Regions from separate parts of the Homo sapiens genome. Here all the other regions are linked to region 1. Evidence: chromatin contacts called from ENCODE Hi-C or POLR2A ChIA-PET data. All regions are on one chromosome and are shown on one strand. Each heading gives the region's core, a stretch centred on a gene start or an enhancer-like site at or near the end of the contact. The rest is flanking DNA. Distances are from core to core; before and after follow the strand shown. Region 1 holds the start of CMTR2 (cap methyltransferase 2). Region 2 holds the start of DDX19A-DT (DDX19A divergent transcript). Region 3 overlaps VAC14 (VAC14 component of PIKFYVE complex). Region 4 holds the start of DHODH (dihydroorotate dehydrogenase (quinone)). Region 5 overlaps IST1 (IST1 factor associated with ESCRT-III). Region 6 holds the start of ST3GAL2 (ST3 beta-galactoside alpha-2,3-sialyltransferase 2). Region 7 holds the start of MTSS2 (MTSS I-BAR domain containing 2).

The links. A loop is a pair of places that touch in the nucleus more often than their neighbours do. ChIA-PET counts read pairs that join two places held with the same protein, here RNA polymerase II (POLR2A). Pooled maps may share reads with other maps.
Region 2: a loop to region 1 is called in a map with no recorded cell type, with 14 times the contacts of the local background. The contact joins the promoter of DDX19A-DT here to the promoter of CMTR2 in region 1. A Hi-C loop is called at or near these places in 1 of 37 single-sample maps with no recorded cell type and 7 of 50 pooled maps. POLR2A ChIA-PET finds 5 or more read pairs at or near these places in 1 of 52 experiments (PC-9).
Region 3: a map with no recorded cell type shows a loop between it and region 1 (20-fold over the local background). The contact joins the enhancer-like site here to the promoter of CMTR2 in region 1. A Hi-C loop is called at or near these places in 5 of 37 single-sample maps with no recorded cell type and 8 of 50 pooled maps. POLR2A ChIA-PET finds 5 or more read pairs at or near these places in 1 of 52 experiments (BJ).
Region 4: a loop to region 1 is called in a map with no recorded cell type, with 30 times the contacts of the local background. The contact joins the promoter of DHODH here to the promoter of CMTR2 in region 1. A Hi-C loop is called at or near these places in 7 of 37 single-sample maps with no recorded cell type and 14 of 50 pooled maps. POLR2A ChIA-PET finds 5 or more read pairs at or near these places in 1 of 52 experiments (activated T-cell).
Region 5: a map of naive thymus-derived CD4-positive, alpha-beta T cell shows a loop between it and region 1 (15-fold over the local background). The contact joins the enhancer-like site here to the promoter of CMTR2 in region 1. A Hi-C loop is called at or near these places in 1 of 168 maps with a recorded cell type or tissue (naive thymus-derived CD4-positive, alpha-beta T cell), 2 of 37 single-sample maps with no recorded cell type and 11 of 50 pooled maps.
Region 6: a loop to region 1 is called in a map with no recorded cell type, with 14 times the contacts of the local background. The contact joins the promoter of ST3GAL2 here to the promoter of CMTR2 in region 1. A Hi-C loop is called at or near these places in 1 of 168 maps with a recorded cell type or tissue (naive thymus-derived CD4-positive, alpha-beta T cell), 3 of 37 single-sample maps with no recorded cell type and 7 of 50 pooled maps.
Region 7: a pooled map shows a loop between it and region 1 (6-fold over the local background). The contact joins the promoter of MTSS2 here to the promoter of CMTR2 in region 1. A Hi-C loop is called at or near these places in 1 of 168 maps with a recorded cell type or tissue (chondrocyte) and 8 of 50 pooled maps. POLR2A ChIA-PET finds 5 or more read pairs at or near these places in 1 of 52 experiments (HCT116).

What each region holds. Positions count from the first base shown.
Region 1 is chr16:71,288,071-71,290,853 of GRCh38, reverse strand. CMTR2 (cap methyltransferase 2) reads left to right here and starts at 1,452. Exons shown (of 3, transcript NM_018348.6): 1 at 1,452-1,718; 2 at 1,917-1,976. It overlaps LOC102723786 (a long non-coding RNA gene), which reads right to left and starts at 2,054. Exons shown (of 4, transcript XR_933707.3): 1 at 1,899-2,054. RefSeq lists silencers at 1,180-1,249, 1,330-1,699.
Region 2 is chr16:70,345,437-70,348,183 of GRCh38, reverse strand. DDX19A-DT (DDX19A divergent transcript) reads left to right here and starts at 1,437. Exons shown (of 5, transcript NR_039997.1): 1 at 1,437-1,985. DDX19A (DEAD-box helicase 19A) reads right to left here and starts at 1,281. Exons shown (of 12, transcript NM_018332.5): 1 at 1,136-1,281. The coding sequence starts at 1,192. RefSeq lists enhancers at 1,037-1,526, 1,045-1,662, 1,663-2,281.
Region 3 is chr16:70,736,207-70,739,066 of GRCh38, reverse strand. All of the region lies in intron 13 of VAC14 (VAC14 component of PIKFYVE complex), which reads left to right. Among named protein-coding and RNA genes, the nearest start is that of VAC14-AS1, 17 kb to the left of the region's middle. RefSeq lists enhancers at 513-682, 584-1,114, 1,087-1,246. Within about 2 kb of position 1,391, at least 30 of the 41 ENCODE cell types and tissues checked have a DNase peak (open chromatin) inside an H3K27ac peak, as active enhancers do.
Region 4 is chr16:72,007,302-72,010,089 of GRCh38, reverse strand. It overlaps DHODH (dihydroorotate dehydrogenase (quinone)), which reads right to left and starts at 1,346. Exons shown (of 9, transcript NM_001361.5): 1 at 1,305-1,346. The coding sequence starts at 1,325. RefSeq lists silencers at 1,352-1,551, 1,495-1,594.
Region 5 is chr16:71,899,039-71,901,923 of GRCh38, reverse strand. All of the region lies in intron 1 of IST1 (IST1 factor associated with ESCRT-III), which reads right to left. Among named protein-coding and RNA genes, the nearest start is that of IST1, 5.0 kb to the right of the region's middle. Within about 2 kb of position 1,428, at least 3 of the 41 ENCODE cell types and tissues checked have a DNase peak (open chromatin) inside an H3K27ac peak, as active enhancers do.
Region 6 is chr16:70,437,800-70,440,499 of GRCh38, reverse strand. ST3GAL2 (ST3 beta-galactoside alpha-2,3-sialyltransferase 2) reads left to right here and starts at 1,400. Exons shown (of 7, transcript NM_006927.4): 1 at 1,400-1,551. RefSeq lists silencers at 1,249-1,428, 1,529-1,728.
Region 7 is chr16:70,684,551-70,687,305 of GRCh38, reverse strand. It overlaps MTSS2 (MTSS I-BAR domain containing 2), which reads left to right and starts at 1,253. Exons shown (of 15, transcript NM_138383.3): 1 at 1,253-1,583. The coding sequence starts at 1,515.

The DNA of each region.
Region 1 (2,783 bases), core at 203-2,702:
CCATTTGGCTATGTTATTGAGATGCTGAAATGAACATTTTGTCCAAAGTGAGTGCCAGCTGTTTAATTATCTCCTAAGGATAAACTGCGAGGAGGAGGAATTGCTGGGTTAAAATGCATGTCCTCTTTTTTTCCCGAGACGGAGTCTCGCACTGTCGCCCGGGCTGGTGTGCAGTGGTGAGATCTCGGCTCGCTCCAACCTCCGCCTCCCGGGTTCAAGCGATTCTCCTGCCTCAGCCTCCCAAGTAGCTAGGATTACAGGCGCCCGCCACCACGCCTGGCTAATTTTTTGCATTATTAGTAGAGACGGGGTTTCACTATGTTGGTCAGGCTGGTCTCGGACTCTTGACCTCGTGATCCGCTCGCCTCGGCCTCTCAAAATGCTGGGATTACAGGCGTGAGCCACTGCGCCCAGCCAAAGTGCATGTCTCTTTTCAACGTTTGCCTTCTGGGCTAGGCGGCTTGGCTCATGCCTGTAATCCCAGCACTTTGGGTGGCCGAGACCAACGGATCGCTTGAGTCCAGGAGTTCCAGACCAGCCTAAGATAGGGAGATGCCATCTCTCTAGGAGGATCGCGTGAGCCCGGGGAAGTTGAGGCTGCAGTGAGCCGAGATCGAGCCACTGCACACCAGCCTGGGTGAGGGTAAGACCTTGTTTCAGTAAACAAACAAATAAATAAGTTTGCCTTCCGTAAGGTTTCTAATAACGTTTTTCTTCCATCCACAGATGTAAACCTGTTTCCCCATAGTCACACCAACAGTGGTCATTACCAAGGTTTTACATCTTTGCTAAACCGAGTAAAAAGAAAACTTGCTGTTTTCATTTCCATTCTTGTCTAATAATAGTTTAAACAGTTTTGTATATCCTTAGTGGCTATTTGTTTGACTTTTTTGTTTTTTGGGAGGCCTGTTCTAATATTTGCTCATTTTCCTTCTGGGGTTGTTGGCCTTTTTCTTATTGGCTTATTAAGCAACATAATTAATATATATTATGTCATGTATATATAAACAATCTTATCTTGCAGTTCCCTAGTTTGGCTTTTAACCTATCGTCTTTTGAGCTGCAGTTTCAACCCAGTCTGTACAGGAAGTAACAACTGTCCAGAAGAGTCTGAAAGCCCTTGGGGCCAGCAGCCAGTGAGCGGAACCAGCACGTCCTGACAGACAGGTTTGCCCCGTCCCTTCCCTCCCTCCCCCTCCCCCTCCCCTTCGCCTCCCTGTCCCTCTCCCTTTCACCCCTCTTCGGGACGGAGCCAAAGAATGCTCCGCCTGCGCGCGCCGCTTCCGTTGCCATAGTGGCCGGGGGCGGGAGGCTGGCGCCTCCCAGCTTCTGTACTCCGCGAAGCAAAACCTAGGGAGCTGAGGCCTAGGCGAGGCGAGAGTCGCCGGCGTGCGTAACGTTGGCGCACGTGACTCCGGCCCGGCCTACAGGGCGCGTGCGCAGTGGGACTTGAGTGCCTCCTGGTCCCTGTCTGCCGGCATTCGCGGCTGCGGGGCCCGGAGGTGGGACTGGCTTCCCGGTGCCGCGAGGGCGGGTCCGGACAGCCTTCCCCCCAGTCCGGCGCACCATCTCCCTGCCTTGTGGCTGGAGGCGCCGCGGACCCAAAGGGAGGGACCATCCCGGGAAGCAGCCCCGAGAGCGGAAGTGCAGAATGGCTTCCTCGAGAGAGTAAAGTGCAGCCTCTCCAGACACTGGGGCCCCAGTGGGCGTGGGCGAAGGTAATCCAGGCCTGGGTACGATTCCGGGCCCTCCTTCGACTTCCCAGCGGGTGAGCCAGGGGCTGGGACTGAGTTTCCTCCAGGTCAGGGACCGGGCCTCTGGAGTGGGGTTTGGGACTTACTTCACTAGATGAAATGAGATATGGGGTGCCCGGCCCAAAGTCAGCCCTGGATACTCACTGGCCGTTGTTTTCACAGTTGCTGGTAGGAGGAGTTGGCGGAAGCACTTGGAACTCCTTTATAAGTGTCAGCTGTGAGGTAAAAACTGTTGATGAGATCTTGTGGGTTTTGTTTTGGGTTCACTAATTTGGGCGGGGGCTACATAACTGCCTACTTGAGTTTGCAATATGAGAATGGTAATAGCGACCCACTTAGCAGAATTATGATGTCACAAAGCTCAAAGGACTGTTTAATGAAAGGCTCAGAGGATCATATACTGGAAAATTTTTCCACACACGCTGTAAGCCACATGCTTTTTTTTTTTTTTTTAAGTCATGCATTTAAGTGCTGGAGTGAAGTTGAGGTGCACTATTAATGACTCATATTCAGAACCTGAAGAGAGAGATCCCTTTTGTGCTAAGTATGATATCCACTCATTTATTCAGTAATACTGAGTGCTTACTGTGTACCAGGCAATGTCCAACTTCTTGGAATGGTCTATGTGTAAACAAAACAAAGATCTCTGTCCTGTGGAGCTTACATTCTAGTTTGGGGAAGACAAATAATAAACAGTAAACAAAAAGAAGGAAGTTATAGGTTGGAAGTACATGAGTACCATAGGAAAAAAATACAGCGAGGTAAGAGGCATGGGGAATGCAAGATGCAATCTTAGGTAGGCTTCACTGAGAAAATGACATTTGAGCAAATATTGGAAGGAGGTGAAGGAGTTAGCTGTGCTGACAGCTGGGGAAAGAGCATTCCAGGCAGAGGGACCACCAATGCAGAAAGACTTTTGTCTTGGAATGTGCTTGGTGTCTTCAGTGAACAGCAGAAAGGCCTGTTTGGCTGGAGTAGTGAGTAAGGGAGTAGTAATAAAAATTAGGTGGCAACACAGCAAAAGTATAG
Region 2 (2,747 bases), core at 188-2,687, 940 kb after region 1:
ATATCTTATACCCATCCCTTAATTTTCACTTCCACTGCCCAACATAGGCCCTCTATCTCGGGGCTATCAGAATAACTTCTACACTGATATTTCTATTAGCCATCACTTCTAACATATTCTGTTCTCTGTAGTTCAATAAATCCTTGCCAGCCTTGTCTAATTCTGTCAATAGCCCTCTCAAAAATCCCCATACCGGCTGGGCGCGGTGACTCACGGCTGTAATCCCAGCACTTTGGGAGGCCGAGGTGGGCGGATCACTTGAGGTCGGGAGTTCGAGACCAGCCTGACCAACATGGAGAAACCCCGTCTCTACAAAAAATACAAAATTAGCCGGGCGTGGTGGCGCATGCCTGTAATCCCAGCTACTCGGGAGACTGAGGCAGGAGAATCGCTTGAACCCGGGAGGCGGAGGTTGCGGTGAGCCGAGATGGCGCCATTGCACTCCAGCCTGGGCAACAAGAGCAAAACTCTGCCTCAAAAGAGAAACAACTACAACAAAAAAAAAGACAGTCCATTATCACTAAACAAACCTAAAGTTTAGGTCTTAGATATAAGAACAGAAAGCCACAGTGTATGCTGTAATTACATTCCAGTTGAATGAATATTCATTACTGAAAGAACAAGTACATGAAACCGTTACTTTACACATCAATGAAACAATTTGTAGTGCCTCCTTCCAACATCTGCAGTAGATTGAGGTATTAAATCCAAAAGTCAATCTGTTATTCTGCAAAGAGCTACAAACTACCAACCACGTTAAGCATGGATCTAAGAAATGTTAAATACAGAGTAGTACAGAAACATGCGAAGAACAGTCGCGTAATGAAAAAGAGAATCAGAATCTAAACTTGGCTTTCCTTATAATCGTCACCGAGGAGGTCAATAGAGGAATGACAGCATGCATAGTGGGGCGGATTTACCAAAGGATGAAGTCCTTAACCAGCCCAGATGGAGATAAAAAGCTCGACATTGGTCTCTTTAGCTCTAAGAGCAAATCAAGGGCAAGTGACTGCCCTAGCAAACTGCAGGAGCGCGTTGCCCAGGGGCCTCCCCAACCCGGGGAGCTCCCTGTGCTTTTGGGAGGTTTCGCTTGGGCCCCTGCTACGTCCTCCTCGCCAGGAGCTGAGCTACTGACCGACTTGACAGCCGCTTCCTGCTCGTCCACCGCCAGGGCCCACGAGTCGGTGGCCATAGTCCCGGACAAGGGAGACCCACTTGTGAAAATATGCGCTGCACCACGTCGCAACGCGGGCCCTAACCTCGCCACCGGCGCGAGAATGCACCTCACGCGGACCGGAAGCGGCGGTGAGCACAGGTGACGTCAGTTCCCACCCAGCGTGCGACATCATCATTCTGCGCGGCGCCAGGTCTCTCCTCGGGCCTCGCCTTTCCCTTCGTGCGCAAACCTCGCGCTTTTTGCTCACCCTTCCAGGACGCGGCCTCCTCGCTTCTTAAAATGTCTGAGCTCTACGAAGTGGAACTGTTAGCCCTCCGTTTATTGCCTTACTTCACACTGAAATAAGCCAACGTTTATTTTATTTTATTTATTTTATTATTTATTTTATTATTTTTTTTCGAGACGGAGTCTCGCTCTGTCCCAGGCTGGAGTGCCGTGGCGGGATCTCGACTCACTGCAACCTCCGCCTCCGTGTTCAAGCTATTCTACCTCAGCCTCCCGAGTAGCTGGGATTACAGGTGCCCGCCACCACGCCCGGCTAATTTTTGTATTTTTAGTAGAGATGGGGTTTCACCATGTTGGCCAGGCTGATCTCGAACTGCTGACCTTGTGATCCTCCCGCCTCAGCCTCCCAAAGTGTTGGGATTACAGGCGTGAGCCACCGCGCCCGGCCCCCAACGTTTCTTTTTAAGCCTGTCATATCTCACATTAAATGTGTAAGTCTCTGAACTGTAGGGCTTTGAACAAAGGAAAGTTCCATGAGAATACTATATGATGCCAATTTCTACTGTTAGGAACGCGATAACAGGTAAGAAAACAAAAACCAAAACGCAACAGAAGACCCGTAAACCCCATAATTCCACCATCCAATAAACACAACACACAATGCGTTTTTTCGTTTCTTTTTTGAGTCAGGGTCTCATTGTGTCGCCCAGGCTGGAATGCAGTGGTGTGATCTCGGCTCACTGCACCCTTGACCTCCCACCTCAGCCTCCCAGGTAGCTGGGCCCACAGGCCCGCACCACCACTCCTGGCTAGTTTTTAAACTTTTTGCAGAGACGGAAGTCTTCATTATATTGCTCAGGCTGCTTTTGATCTCCTGCTAACTCCAGAGATCCTCCTGCCTTGGCCTCTCAAAGTGTTGGGATTACAGGCATGAGCCACCACACCTGGCCATTATGTTGAAGGACCACCAAATACATAATGTATAATCTATTTATATGAGATTCAAGAATAGGACAAATAAAATCTATGCTGATAAAAACTAACAGAGCTTACCTGTGGAGAAGGATGTTTGGTCCAGACACAAGAGAACTTCCTGGGTGATAGAATTATTCTGTATCTTGATTGGGACCTGGTTACATAGATGTGTAAATTTGTTAAGTCATGCTACTTTGTATTTCTAAACTCATGGAACCATTATTTACAGATATCACCCAGGCTGGAGTGCAGTGGCCGGGTCTTGGCTCACTGCAACCTCTGCTTCCTGGATTCAAGCGGTTCTCCTGCCTCAGCCTCCCAAGTAGCTGGGATTACAGGCACACGCCACCACGCCCAGATAATGTTTGTA
Region 3 (2,860 bases), core at 142-2,641, 550 kb after region 1:
TGTGTCCTAGTTATTACAGGCCGGTGCAGAGGGCCCCTGTGGGAGGCTTCCCTGGAGATCCCAGCTTCTCCTGCCCCTCTGTTCCAACACACTTGCTTATCTCAGGCTGCCTGGGTGGGTGGTGAAGTTCACATCTGTTCCCTCCTGGCTGTGACCTCTTAGACCCCCAGCTGGAAGTGCATGCGGAGGCTCCTCAGCGTCGCCCAGTGCTGGGTGATTTGTGTCATCAGCTCAGTTTGAATAGCGTCATGGCAGGCCACACAGGCCAAGTTTACTTACCCCGGAATCCCTGGCACCAGGTGCCCAGTAAGGGTCAGTACCTATTTTTGAAAGTTTATTAAAATAATGGAAGGCAGGGGCACCAATCACCTGAGCCTGAGGCCCCCGGCACTGCTGCCCAGAATGGCATCCTCTCATACCCGTGCTGCCAGGCCCTCCCTTGTCCAGTTGGAAGCCCCAGCAGTCCAGCCCCCCTGCTCCACCAGCAGGGGGTGCCTTCCTCCACACCCTCTCCTCGCTGCCTTTGGCCCCAGCCCTCACCCTGCAGCAATAGCTCTTTCCCGGTGGCAGACTGCTATATGACCTCTCCACTGCCGCGTCAGCTGGAAGTCCCCACTGGGCCCTGCTGCATCCCATCGGCTTCTCTCTCGCTCTGACCTGAGCAGCTGCAAAGTCTCCTGGCTATGATTGATGCCTCCGGCGCTCCTGTCCTGCCGACCCAGGCCGGCCCACAGATGAGAAAGTGATTGCCCCTTGAGTGGGTTCCCGAGTTGGTGCCATTGCGGCGGCCTTTGTCTACGTAGCTGTGCACCCCCTCCAGTTCTGCAGACTCTACACCCCCAAGACCCTGCTCAGCCTCCCTTTCTCCCAGCCACTTGATTCTTGGGGGAAACTGCCCCTTCCCCACCCTGTCCTCTTGGTTCCATACCAGCCTCTCCATCACCCACCCCTTCTGTGGACCACTTCCTGTGCCAAGCACGACTTGATGCTCTTTAGCCCTGCCTGGTTCACAGAAGAGGAGCTGGCCTCGGAGAAGGTGGTGCTGCCTCCCCTGAGCGGCCTCTGGCCCTTCCCTTGTATCCTCCAGGCAGCAGATCTTGAGCCCACAACGGGCTGTCCGGGCACATGGACCCCAACCCCAGCAGGGAGGGAGGCCGGAGTGGAGCAGGGACCCTGCTGGGCCTGAACTGGGTGGCTGACGTTTTCACATCTGGTTCTGTTGAACTGTAACTCGCGTTATGTACTGAAGCCAGGGTTATTTTTATCCTGACATGTGAGGTTTCTTCACGTCATAACCACAAAACTCAATCCAAAACATCCCGGGGCAGGTTGTTTGTGAGACGTTCTGTGGATTCTCATGTCACCACATCAGGTTTCACTTAGTAACATCTGCAGGGCTGGCTCCCCGGCCGCCCACCCCGCCAGCCTGGGTTTCTGTGTGGAGTGCGTCTCTGTGCCCCTGGCCAGCCGCCGGTCACGTGCACTTCCTGCCAGGGGCTGGCAGGCTCCTCACTTGCCCAAACCAGAAATACAAGGCACAGTGGCCTTCAGCTGAGGGATGGCACTCTCCCTCATGCTCCTGCCCTCTGCAGGATTGGGGAATGGAAATCCCACTCTCCTGGGCCCCTCAAAGAGAGCCTGTCTCCCGAGACACACAGCCGGGTTGTGGGCCCCCCTCTCCCTCGCCCCCTGCTGCAGCAGCTGCCCACCATCTACAGGGGGCTGTGCCTCAGTGGCACCCCTGAGTAAAACCGCTGAGGTCCTCGGAGCGCAGTGTTGGAGGGCGTGCCCTGAGCTGCCCCGTCCCGGCTCCCACTTTCCTCATGCGCCTGCAGCACCCAGCCCAGGACCCTGCTTACAAGAGCAGATGAGCCAGAGCCGGAGGTGGGCGGAAGAGCAGGCAGCAGTGAGGCGGAAATCAGCATACTTGAGGGGCCCATTTCTCCTGTAGTCACCCTCCCGGGGTGAGCTTGTTCTCTCTCCACCCATCTCCTCCTCCTGAGCCTGCAGCCCTGCCTCAGAGAGCATCTCAAGCCAAAGGGCAGCTCAGATCAACAGAGTGGCTGGGGGCGATGGGGGCCACTGAGGCTGGGAAAGAGCGAGCAGCCCCCACCCTGTCCTGCTGAGCACTGAGGCCTTTCCCATCCCTGTCCAGCCCGCCCTCCCTGCCCCTTCAAGTGTGGCCCCTTTCCCCACCTCCCCTGCTGGGAAAAGACTGCCCTGCTCAAACCTGTGGTCTCAATGCAGCCCCTCCCAAGGCTCCCAACCCTGTCTTGGGGAGGGCAGAAAGTCTTTAAGCCTTGGGAGCACTGTGAGGGCTGAGCTGCACTCAGCTGAGGATGTGAATCGCTTGCTGCGGCTTCTCGCAGCTGTGACACTGCCCTCCTCCTCCCTTCCACTAAGGGCCTCAGCTCCAGGGTCCAAGGGGCAGCCTGGACATTGAGAGTCCATTTTGGGTCCACACTAGGGGCTGTGGCTAAGGAGTTCAGAGTTGTGTCCAGAGCAGCCCAGCCCTTCTCTTCTGCCATCTTTAGCCAGACTGTCAGCGGAGAGATGGGCTGATCTCCCTCCCCAGATGTGTGGGGGTCACAGGTGGCCCCCCTTCTTCCTCAGAGCATCCTGATAGAGCACTGTGAATTTGTGCCAGAAATGAAATCTCCCCACTCAGACATTTCAGACCAGCCCCCAGACATCCATTCTGAGACTCAGAATGAGAACGGTCTGCCCTGCGCAGTGCTCTGCGCTATGGGACGCTTGCTAATAAAAAGGAGCCCCCGTGTACTGAGTGCAGACTGTGCGGCAGGCTCCGGACCCGGCACATTACATGTTTTTATCTCATTTAATAGGGGCTCTTACTGCA
Region 4 (2,788 bases), core at 97-2,596, 720 kb before region 1:
ATCCTTCCAAACTGCTAAAGACATGTAGATCAAGTATTCATTGGCTGGGCGCGGTAGCCCACGCCTGTAATCCCACCACTTTGGGAGGCTGAGGCGGGAAGATCCCTTGAGGCCAATAGTTCTAGACCAGCCTGGGCAACACAGTGAGATCCCATCTCTCTCCATTTATTTATTTTAAAAAGAGACTCAGGCCGAGCGCGGTGGCTCACGCCAGTAATCCCAGCACTTTGGGAGGCTCACGAGGTGAGGAGTTCGAGACCAGCCTGACCAACATGGTGAAACTGCAGTCTCTACTAAAAATACCAAAATTAGCCAGTCGTGGTGGCGCGCGCCTGTAATCTCAGCTACGCAGGAGGCCGAGGCAGGAAAATCGGTTGAACCCGGGAGGCGGAGGTTGCAGTGAGCCAAGATCGCGCCACTGCACTCCAGCCTGGGCGACAGCCCAAGACTCCGTCTCAAATAAACATATAAAAAGAAAGTCAAGGTTATTCATTGCCTCCCTTGGAGACTGTACTCCCCCCCACCATGTCAATCAACAAATATCTGAACACCTATTTTTTTTTTTTTTTTTTTTTTTTTTGAGACGGAGTCTCGCTCTGTCGCCCAGGCCGGACTGCGGACTGCAGTGGCGCAATCTCGGCTCACTGCAAGCTCCGCTTCCCGGGTTCACGCCATTCTCCTGCCTCAGCCTCCCGAGTAGCTGGGACTACAGGCGCCCGCCACCGCGCCCGGCTAATTTTTTGTATTTTTAGTAGAGACGGGGTTTCACCTTGTTAGCCAGGATGGTCTCGATCTCCTGACCTCATGATCCACCCGCCTCGGCCTCCCAAAGTGCTGGGATTACAGGCGTGAGCCACCGCGCCCGGCCTCTGAACACCTATTACATACGGGGATACAGCTAAGAACTTTTCACAGAGACCCCCGCCCCTAACAAAACTTTACCTAAAAGGGTTGGGAGCATGTCCTACTCTAGTTTCATTCCCCGTTGGATCCGGCACACAACGCTAGGCGGTCATGTGTTCACTAAGCACCCCTGTGCCAGGCTCAAAAACATGGCCCAGGCGCAGACACTCAGATCAGCACCCACCCAGACCTGCAGGCGCTGTCTGCACACGCCTGACCGAGTCCACGTGCAAATGCACACGCACGAGCATTTGCAGGAGACCCCGGAAACACGCACACGTCCCAGGGGGGCCCACACTCCCGGAGCCGCCTTCGGTCCATGCCTCGCCCGGCCTGACTCTCCGTTCTCGCCCTCCCCGGTCCCTGGTCCCCCATCCACACTGCTCACTCGCGGGACTCACTTTCAGGTGTCTCCACGCCATGCTCCTTCCGTCATTAAGCCCGCCCCTGTCTCCCTTCCATTGGAGGAGATGGTGGCGGCCCCTCTTGTCTCCGCCCCTTAGCCGCCAACCCACCAGTCGCCGGGCAGAAGGGTTGAGAGGACGCCTCCGCGCAGCGGGGAAGGCCCGGCACCACCCCCAGGTTCTGGTTGGGTGCACGTGCGCAGTAGCGGCGGCCACGCCTCTTCCGCCCGCCCTCTCCCAGCCTGCCCGCTTGATCGCCGGCTGTTGGCGGAGATGAGATGCCGCTGCACGGTGTTTGTCCGTACTACCGCAGCCTCGAATCCAAGAGTCCGCGAGCATCAAAACACTGTGTTTCACACCAGAAATATTTGTACAGTTTTTATCACTTTAAAAAATAAATTTTACTGCTGTGTTGATATAAAGATGAATATGTTAATATATAAACTTTTTCAACTTAAAAGTTGATTTTTCTTAAGGTTTTTTAAGGAAATTAAAACATTTTCTTGAGGCCGGGCATGGTGGCTCACGCCTGTAGTCCCAGCACTTTGGGAGGCTGAGGCAGGCAGATCACTTGAGGTCAGGAGTTCGAGACCTGGTCAACACCCAAAACCCCGTGTCTACTAAAAAATAAAATAAAATACAAAAATTAGCCGGGCGTAGTGGCAGGCGCCTGTAATCCCAGGTACTCGGGAGGCTGAGGCAGGAGAATCGCTTGAACCCAGAAGGTGGAGGTTGCAGTGAGCCGAGATAGCACCACTGCACTCCAGCCTGGGCGACAAAGCAAGACTCTGTCTCAAAAACAAACAAAGAAAAATAACCAAAAAAAAAAAATTTCTTGAGATCCTAAAAGTGTCAGAGGCCCTTCCCTGGCCCTGCGCCTGTTGTGCCTCCTGGAGAAAGTGGCCCTGGTTATACCTTGGCATTGTGGTGCAACAGATGTGGAGGTATTTTTTTAAATACTGTTTCTAATCAAGACCCTGAGTGTGCAGGCCCGTTGGAGTGTGGTTTACTGCGGTGATTTTTTTTTTTTTTTTTTTTTTTTTTTGACAGAGTCTTGCTCTGTTGCCCAGGCTGCAGTGCAGTGGCGCGATCTCGGCTCACTACAAGCTCCGCCTCCCGGGTTCACGCCATTCTCCTGCGTCAGCCTCCCGAGTAGCTGGGACTACAGGCGCCCGCAACCATGCCCGGCTCATTGTTTTGTATTTTAGAGACGGGGTTTCACCGTGTTAGCCAGGATGGTACTGCGGTGATTTATGACGACCTAATGTGTCACTTTGTAGTCCTCTGAAGCAATCGTGCCCTCACGAAGAATTTTGAAATGTCTTACCTAATGATGTCCTGGCCGTTGGAGAATAGCCTCTGTAGACTTAGGTGTCAACAGCATTAATCAGATACTTATTGTTTGGAGGCTCTACACCCATCCGTGTCATTTTTGTCCAGTTGCAGTGTTCCCGCCATCAGCTGAAATAGCTGGGTTATTG
Region 5 (2,885 bases), core at 179-2,678, 610 kb before region 1:
TGATTAATCTGTTTCAATCTCACTGCAAGACAACTGTTTCTTACATACTGCCTAGAACGGTATGTCACCCACACACTGCCTAGCACAGTGTTTTGTACAAAGCTGTCGCTCATGTATTATGTTAATTAGTAGAAAATTTAATTAAAAACCACATGCTTTTAAAAAAATTCTACAAATTTACATAATCTAGTTTTGTTTTAGAATTAAGGAAAGAAAAGCAATTTGCTAAACTATTTTGTTAAGTACTGAGGATTTTTCAACTCCTATTCAACAGATCCCCATTTTACGAAGAAACTAATCATTAAAGACAATGACAGTAAACCACAAAAGTAGTAACTAAAGGATATATCCTAAATGATTACCAGTACATTAAATAAATCAGACTAAAAACGAATTTAAAGCAAAAGACTACGCAGGGCGCGGTGGCTCACACCTGTAATCCCAGCACTTTGGGAGGCCGAGGTGGGTGGATCACGAGGTCAGGAGATCGAGACCATTCTGGCTAACGCAGTGAAACCCCATCTCTACTAAAAACACAAAAAATTAGCTGGGTGTGGTGATGGGTGCCTGTAGTCCCAGCTATTTGGGAGGGTGAGGCAGGAGAATGGCGTGAACCCGGGAGGTGGAGCTTGCAGTGAGCCGAGATCGTGCTACTGCACTCCAGCCTGGGCGACAGAGCAAGATTCCGTCTCAAAAAAAAAGAAAAAAAACCAAAAGACTGACTTAATTACTATCTCAGAATTTGAACCTGTTTCCAAAGCTAAACATAACATAAACTTTGTTATCCTGTATGATTAGGAACATTAATTTTGGAAATAATAACCTAAAAGTTAATAAAATATTCTAGTCAACATTTACTATTCATATATACATTAACAAACATAAACAAATTTTTATACATATGTGATTATATACACATCACATACTAACATTGTCCAGTAAGTAATCTAAAATTCTTTTTGTGATTCAGACGTTACTCTAAAATCACTGTGCTTCAACATCTTTACTGTCATTCACTCACTCACCAAATATTTATTGAGTGCTATTCTATTAAGCACTGTGCTAAGCCACTGTCTACAACAGACATTCAAATGAGAGCTTCCCTAGCCTTCAAGGGGCTCACAATCAAATGGGTATAGCTGACATAAAAACAACTATAAGACAAGTAAGCAATTATAACATAAACTCTAAAAAATGGTTATGAACTAGTGACCACAATCCTAGTTCTCGGTATTCTGTTTATATACATATATACTTATCTTTATTAGTGTAACACCATTATTTTTATTAGTGTCACACATGGATCAGCAGCCCAATCCTTCACTTTACTCCAATTCTTAACACTGGCATAGCAAACCCATCTAGTTCCTCTTTTATCACTCAGCTCGCTGAGACTTCGCGAGCTAGTTAGCCTCCCCATCCTGAATAAGCAAAGTAAAACCATGGACTGAGTCCTTCCTCTTAGGATATCTGGAGGAGGAAAAGAATCAGAACTGCTGCCCAAAATAGTGAAGCTGCCCAGAAGTAGTGATCCTGAAAGCTCTATTCAAAGTAGTAGCAGCTAAAAGTAGCCAAAAAAAAAAAAAAAAAAAAAAAGACTTCCTAAGGGAGTAAACTCAGTGTTTGTAGCTCTAAAAGTACGAAGTGAGGAGGGGAGAGAGCAAGGTCAAGACTGGCTACAGACACTCCAATACGTACAAAAGCTTTTGGTTTTGACGTGTGTTATTTTATTTATTCTGATCTTTTTTTTTTTTTTTGAGACCGAGTTTCACTCTTGTTGCCCAGGCTGGAATGCAATGGTGCGATTTCAGCCTACTGCAACCTCCACCTCCCAGGTCCAAGCGATTCTCCTGCCTCAACCTCCCAGGTAGCTAGGATTACAGGTGTCTGCCATCACGCCCAGCTAATTTTTTTTTTTTTTTTTTTTGAGACAGAGTCTTGTTCTGTCGCCGAGGCTAGAGTGCAGTGGCGCAATCTTGGCTCACTACTACCTCTGCCTCAGCCTCCCGAGTAGCTGGGACTACAGGCACCCACCACCATACCCAGCTAATTTTTTATATTTTTAGTAGAGACAGGGTTTCACCGTGTTAGCCAGGATGGTCTCGATCTCCTGACCTTGTGATCCACCCGCCTCGGCCTCCCGAAGTGCTGGGATTACAGGCGTTAGCCACCATGCCCGGCTGTTCGCCCAGCTAATTTTTTCTATTTTTAGTAGAGACAGGGTTTCACCATGTTGGCTAGGCTGGTCTCAAACTCCTGACCTCAGGTGATCCACCCGCCTCGGCCTCCCAGAGTGCTGGGATTACAGGTATGAGCCACCACTCCCAGCCTGAGGTTTCTTTTGTTGTTGTTCTTATAAAAGAAGTAATTTGAACAAATTTTGGTATGACCACTGTATCGCAGTTATGAAGATGTGATGTTAGAGTAGAAACAGACACAATGAGGTGCTAGGACACATTTCCAAGATAATACAGCCCAATTCCTTTATCTTTTTAAAAATTTTTATTAGCAGAGATGGGGCCTTGCTATGTTGCCCAGGCTGGTCTCCCAACTCTTGGGCTCAGCAATCCTCCCGCCTCAACCTCCCGAAGTGCTGGGATTACAGGCATGAGCCGCCACACCTGGTGGTCCAATTCCTTTAGAAGCATTACATGTACAAGTGGCACAAAGTTCACTGTGTATTTTCACACTATAATAAAATCTTCACTGGTCAAACTAAGACTGAAAATTAATTTAAAAAAAAAACTGTAAGATCAACAGCATCATGTGTTATTCACAAGAAAATAAGGCTTCAGAATTCAGAGACCATCAAAATTTTCTTGAAGGAGCTATAAATACTGAAATGCACAGGCATAAAGAAAGTATCTTCATCTTGTTCTCAATAA
Region 6 (2,700 bases), core at 151-2,650, 850 kb after region 1:
TTTTTGCATTTTTGGTAGAGACAGGGTTTTGCCATGTTGGTCAGGCTGGTCTTAACTCCTGGCCTCATGTGATCCACCTGCCTCAGCCTCCCAAAGTGCTGGGGTCGTGATGACATCACTGCACTCCAGCCTGGGCGACAGTGAGACCTTGAGCAAAAACAAAGAGCGTTCCTGTGCTAAAGGGGACTAGACTGGGACCCTGCCTTTCCGGGTTTGGCTCTTCAGGGCCATTATTAATTATCCCACACAAGGGCCATCCTTGAAAGAGGATACCGGTGTGTTAGCAGCAAACACCAACAGCAGAGGTTATCAGGTTATCAAGGTAGTAACCGGCAGCATGAGCAACACCTGGAGACGGGGTAGCAATGCCAATTCTGGGGCCTGCCCTAGAGCTAAAAGAACCAGAAGCTGAGGGTGGGGGCAGCAATCTGCGTTTAAACAAGCTGGCCAAGAGGATCCCATACACACCAAAAATTCAGAACCACTTCAGCCTCACTTCAGCCTGTTGGAGGGCGAAACTGCAGTCTACCTGGAGTTTCATAAAGGTTTTGAAATAGGTGCGGAAGTTAGGGAAAGGATGGGCTAATAAAAGACATGGCAAATATTTAAAATGCATTCACTTTACCCTCAACAGCAGGAAGCTACGGGCATCTAAGAGAGAGCCTGCAAGGGGGAGATGCCCCGGTGGATGAGGAACCAATAGACACTCTGCCCCCTTTTCCTCTTTTCCTAGGTGGGGAACACAAAGTCCAGCGAGGCCAAACCCCCGCTCGCACCGCTGATGGGGTCTCTCTCCCCTCAGGCCAGGGCGCAGCGGCCCCACCGCAGCTCGGGCTTTCAGAGCCCGGGCGTGAAGCCAAGCTGGCCTCAGGTCGCGGCTCTTTGAGAGCGCGAGTGGGAACAGTGCCCTCCGGCCGGGCTCGTCAGCAGCTGGCCACAGCAGCATCTGAGAGGCGTCCTCGGCTAGTGTGCACCTCCCTAGGAACCCACGTATCCAACCCGGCTCGGGGCCGTCTGCTCCAGCCGCTGGAGCCCGGCCTTCTGAGAATGAAGACTTCCCATCCCCCTCCGTCTCCCCTCCTGCACGGCGGACCCCCTGAGCCCTAGCGAAACTACAAAGCCCACAATCCCTGGGATGCGCGCGCTGTCTTCTGGGAGATGTAGTCCTGGATGCGGGGCGCCCCTAGCGACCCAGCGCCCGCTGGACTCCATATCCCAGCATGCCGGCGCGCGTGCGGGGGGCGGAGGGAGGGAGAGACGGGGAGGATGTGAATGGGGTGGGGGCAGTCGCCCCTGTCCCCCACCCTTCCCTTCAAGCCGGGCAGGGGTGGGGGGAGGGGCCGGGCTGAGGCGGCGGCGGCGGCGGCGCTCGGGGAGGGTTGGGCCAGGCAAGGGCGGGACTAGCCCACGGCGGGCGGACGAGAGAGCTGCGAGCTAACGGGTCCGGACGACGGCGGCGGCGGCGGCGGCGGCGGCGACGGCTTTCTGCGCGGGCGGCGGCGGCGGCCGGAGCGGCGAGCATGGCCCGCGCGGCGCCGGGCGCTGACTGAGGTGCGCGGGTGGGATGAGGGCGGGCGGGATGCAGAGCGCCCCGGGCCCCCGGCTGCCCAGACCTCCCCTGCGCGGGCAGCTGGCGCGGCCCAGCGGCCCAGACCGGCCCGTTCCAGCCCGGCAACTTCCCCCGGGTCGGGGCGCCGGGCTCCCTCGTGTGGGCGGGGGTCCGCGCGCGTTGGCCTCATTCCGGATCCCCGCCTTCTGCTTTGCACGTCCAGCCGCTCCCAGCCTCCCAGGGCTCCCGCTCCGCTCCTTTGCCGGCAGCCCCCAACCCCAACCCCAGCCCCAGCCCCAGCCCTCGGAAGAGCTCTCTGCCCTGGTCCCGACTTCCAGTCCACTCCCTAGTTCGTACCGCTAACCCTGGGTCTCCCGGCCTCTGCTCCACCTGGGAGACCCCGGCCCCACTCTTGGCCAGAGCCTGTCTGCCCCATCAGCTCCTCTTTCCTCTCTCCCCTGTGATCTTTCCCCTACCTGGCACTGCCCCCTAACCATCCTCAGTGGCCCAGTTCTCACGGCTCGACCTTCCTACTTTGGGGAAACTGAGGCACGGCTGAAGCCAGAAACTTGGCCAAAGCGCCAGTCCCGTGGAGGCTGGTCTGAACCTCGTCTCTCCTCTCTCCTGTTCCTTCTCTGCCTTGGAATGGAAGTCATTTCTTACCCCCAGTCATTCCCCTGTGACTGGACCAAACTTCCCACCCCCTGCTACAGCTCTGGGCTGAGCTCACTTGAGTCTCCCCTTAGCTTCCTGCCGCTCCTGTTGGCCTTCCCTCCTTCGCATAACCCACTCCGGGTTCCCTCTGCCTGTAGAGGAGTCAGCACCAATTGCTTGCTTGCTCAAGTTAGCCTTTCGATTTATCTTTTGCCAACTGCATCCATCTCCCGTCTCCCATCTTCCCTCTTGCTTTACAGCTGCGTAAAGGAGCGGAGGATTGAGTCAAAGGTGGTGTTGGAGAAAGGGGCTAGAGAGGTGCTGGGGGCAGGCAGGGACCTGGGGCCTCTTTTCAGTCAAAGCCTCCGGGGGAGTACAGGGCACTCTGGGACCTCTGGCCAGTAACACACTCCCGCCTCGTCTTTGGGACGGATGTTTGGAAGCTGGTTGGCCACCCCTTCCTTGCCTGGTGGGCTCTGAAGCCCTTCTCAGGTGGA
Region 7 (2,755 bases), core at 4-2,503, 600 kb after region 1:
GAGTGGAGCCATGGGCCTAGAGCCTAGGTCCCCACCTCTGGAACCTGCACCCTCCTGGAGAGCACCATGCACTGCCTGCCCTGGAATCCTGAACCCTGCCTTCCCCAATCTGCCTTTCTCATCCTGACTCCCTGGGGCAATGGGAGTTCCCCACTGGGGACATGGGAGCTGAGCCCCAGGAGTTCCTGGATGAAAGGGCAATGCACACTGCAGAACACTTTGCAGATCTCGGGGCAAGGGGAGGAAAAGCCCAGAGCAGTCCAGGGAGGGGCAGGTGCCCCAACCACTGCTGCAGCTGAAAGCCCTTCCTCACCGGGAGTGGTACCACCTGTCCCCAGGCTTTGGGAACCCTGGGCTTGGTCTCCTAATGAGCTTGTAATTGGCTCCCTCCGGCCCATGGAGTAGGCGAGAAGGAGCTTGTGCCTGCTCTTCCCCAGAGTGCGCTCCCCCATCGTGCTGCCCCCCAGGGTGGGTTTCCCTGCCTGGAGTCTCCAGGACAGGCTGCGATTGACATTGCTACCCCATGCACGTGTGTGCATCGCACCCACCGTGGACTCAGGCAGCAGAGACCAAGGACACTCCAGCTCTGCTCTGCAGGTCCGACATTAGCCCCCACCCGCGAAGAAGGAGGTTGTTCAAGGCCCAGGAGACTACCACTGCCCCCCAAATGCCCAGCCTTGGGCACCCCATCCGGGTGGCATCGGCACCACTTGGAGAAGGAGCCAAGGAACTTGGAAGGGTCCGAACTTGAGGAAGGTCTGTGCCTGCGATGAAACGTCCCAAGGCGGGCGGCTCCACGATACCCCGCGCCCTGCTGTGTGCGGTGTATGCCACCCATCCAGCCCATGCACCGACCCCATCCCGCCACTGTACCCACTGCCTGTCTTTAGAAGCGCGAGAAGCCCCCCGCCCCAGACCAAAGGCCAGAAGATATCGTGGAGCCCCTGCCCGGGGGCCGAGGCCCAACCGCCAGTCCCGCTCCTGCGTGGGCAGGGCGGGCCCCGCCCAGCGCCGCCCCCCGACCCTCGGTGGCGCCCGCGCCCGTCGGCCCCGCTCGCCGGACCAGTCTGGCAGCGCCCGGGCTCGGATTTCAAAGCCCTGGTTTCTGGCCGTGAATGGGCCTGCGCCCGCGCGGCCGTTCCCACAGCCCCCTCCCGCGCGGCCCGCCCTCCTTCCCTCCCTCCTCGCGGTCCCCCCTCCGCCGCGCCCACGTGACGCCCGATCCTCGGCGGCTCGGATTACCGCCGCCGTCAGTCCCCGCGCCGAGGCTGCGCCGCGAGCTGCCCGCGCCGCGCCCCCCGCGCCGCCCGCCAGCCCCGCTGCGACATGGCCCGCGCCGCCCGCCGGAGGCCCGCGACCCCGGAGCGCGGCGCGGCCGGCCGCTGAGCGCAGCCTGGAGGCGGGAGGCCCGGCCCGGCCTCGGAGCGAGCGCCCGCGCGGCCTGGCCCCCTCCCTTGCGCTGCTCCCCGCGCTCCGTGCGCCTAGCCGCCGCCGCGGCCCGGCCCAGCCAGAGCATGGAGACGGCGGAGAAGGAGTGCGGCGCCCTGGGCGGGCTCTTCCAGGCCATAGTCAACGACATGAAGGTAACCGGGGCGCGGCGGGGCCGGGCGCGCGGCGACGGGTGCGGGACCCCCCGGGGACGCGTGGCGGCGGGTGGCCGAGCCTCGTGTGGCCGCGCGCCGCGGTGTCTGTGTGTCCTTGTCTGAGCGCGTCCTGCCTGCGTCTGCTGGGCGCCCGTGTCTCCGGGTGCCCGTCTGGGGGTGTGGGTGCTCGTGTGTCGGGGTGTCCGTGCGGTGCCCGCGGTGGCCCCGTGGGGTCCTGACCCGAGCCTGTGCACACGCAGGCTCCCTGCGCCCCAGACCGCCAAACCATGAATGGGGTTTGGATCCAGGACCGACTCTAGGGCCCTTTAACGAGTCCGGGGTCTTACCGGCCTCCGCCCCCTTCCACCACCATGTTCCCCCACGGCCCCGGAGCCCAGACAATGCTGTCACCGCCAAAGCAGGAAAAAATAATAAAGCGGAGAACCGTTAACTCCTTCCCCGCCGACCTAGGCCTCTGCACCCGACCGTGAGACTGCGTCCCCCAGCCCCGCCCCACCCCCACAGCCCCAGGAAGCTCCAGGACTCCAAGGTCTCCAGGCTGAATGTCCCTGCATCCCAAGGATAGGCCTTGATCATCACCTTGGGAGGAGGCGGGATGAAGGTTGGGGTCGGTGGAGCAACCCCAAGGAAGCGCTTTTCCTACCCCATTACCACCCTGGGCTCTCAGCTCCGAGCCCTCCTTGTCTCCCAGGATTGCTTAAGGTCAGGCTGGATCCAACCACCCATTCATTCCTCACCCCACCAGGTGGGGAAACTGAGGCCTGGAAATGGCTCAAGGTCACTAAGGAGACTATTGGACCCTTCCCCTGACCTCAGCCCCCATTTTTCCTCCTGGGAAAATTAGTGGGTTCCTCTCCCCAAATGAGGCCAGGGTTTGGCAGGGCTGCCCTACGCTGACTAGGCAGAGAGGGCCCAGCTCCAGTGATAGGGTGGGGGCCAGGAACCAGTATTCCTGCCCTCCTGCCGTGCCCCCTTTCCTTAGCCTAGGATGAAGGGGCAGGATTTGGGGGCTGGGAGAAGGGGAAAGAACGAGGCACCCCACAGGATCTCCCAAGGGCCCCCACCCCCACAGCCCAGCGCAGATTCTCCAAGTGCACAACACAGAATCCCACCAGGCCAGGGATGGGGGTGACACCACCCAGTACAGTGCT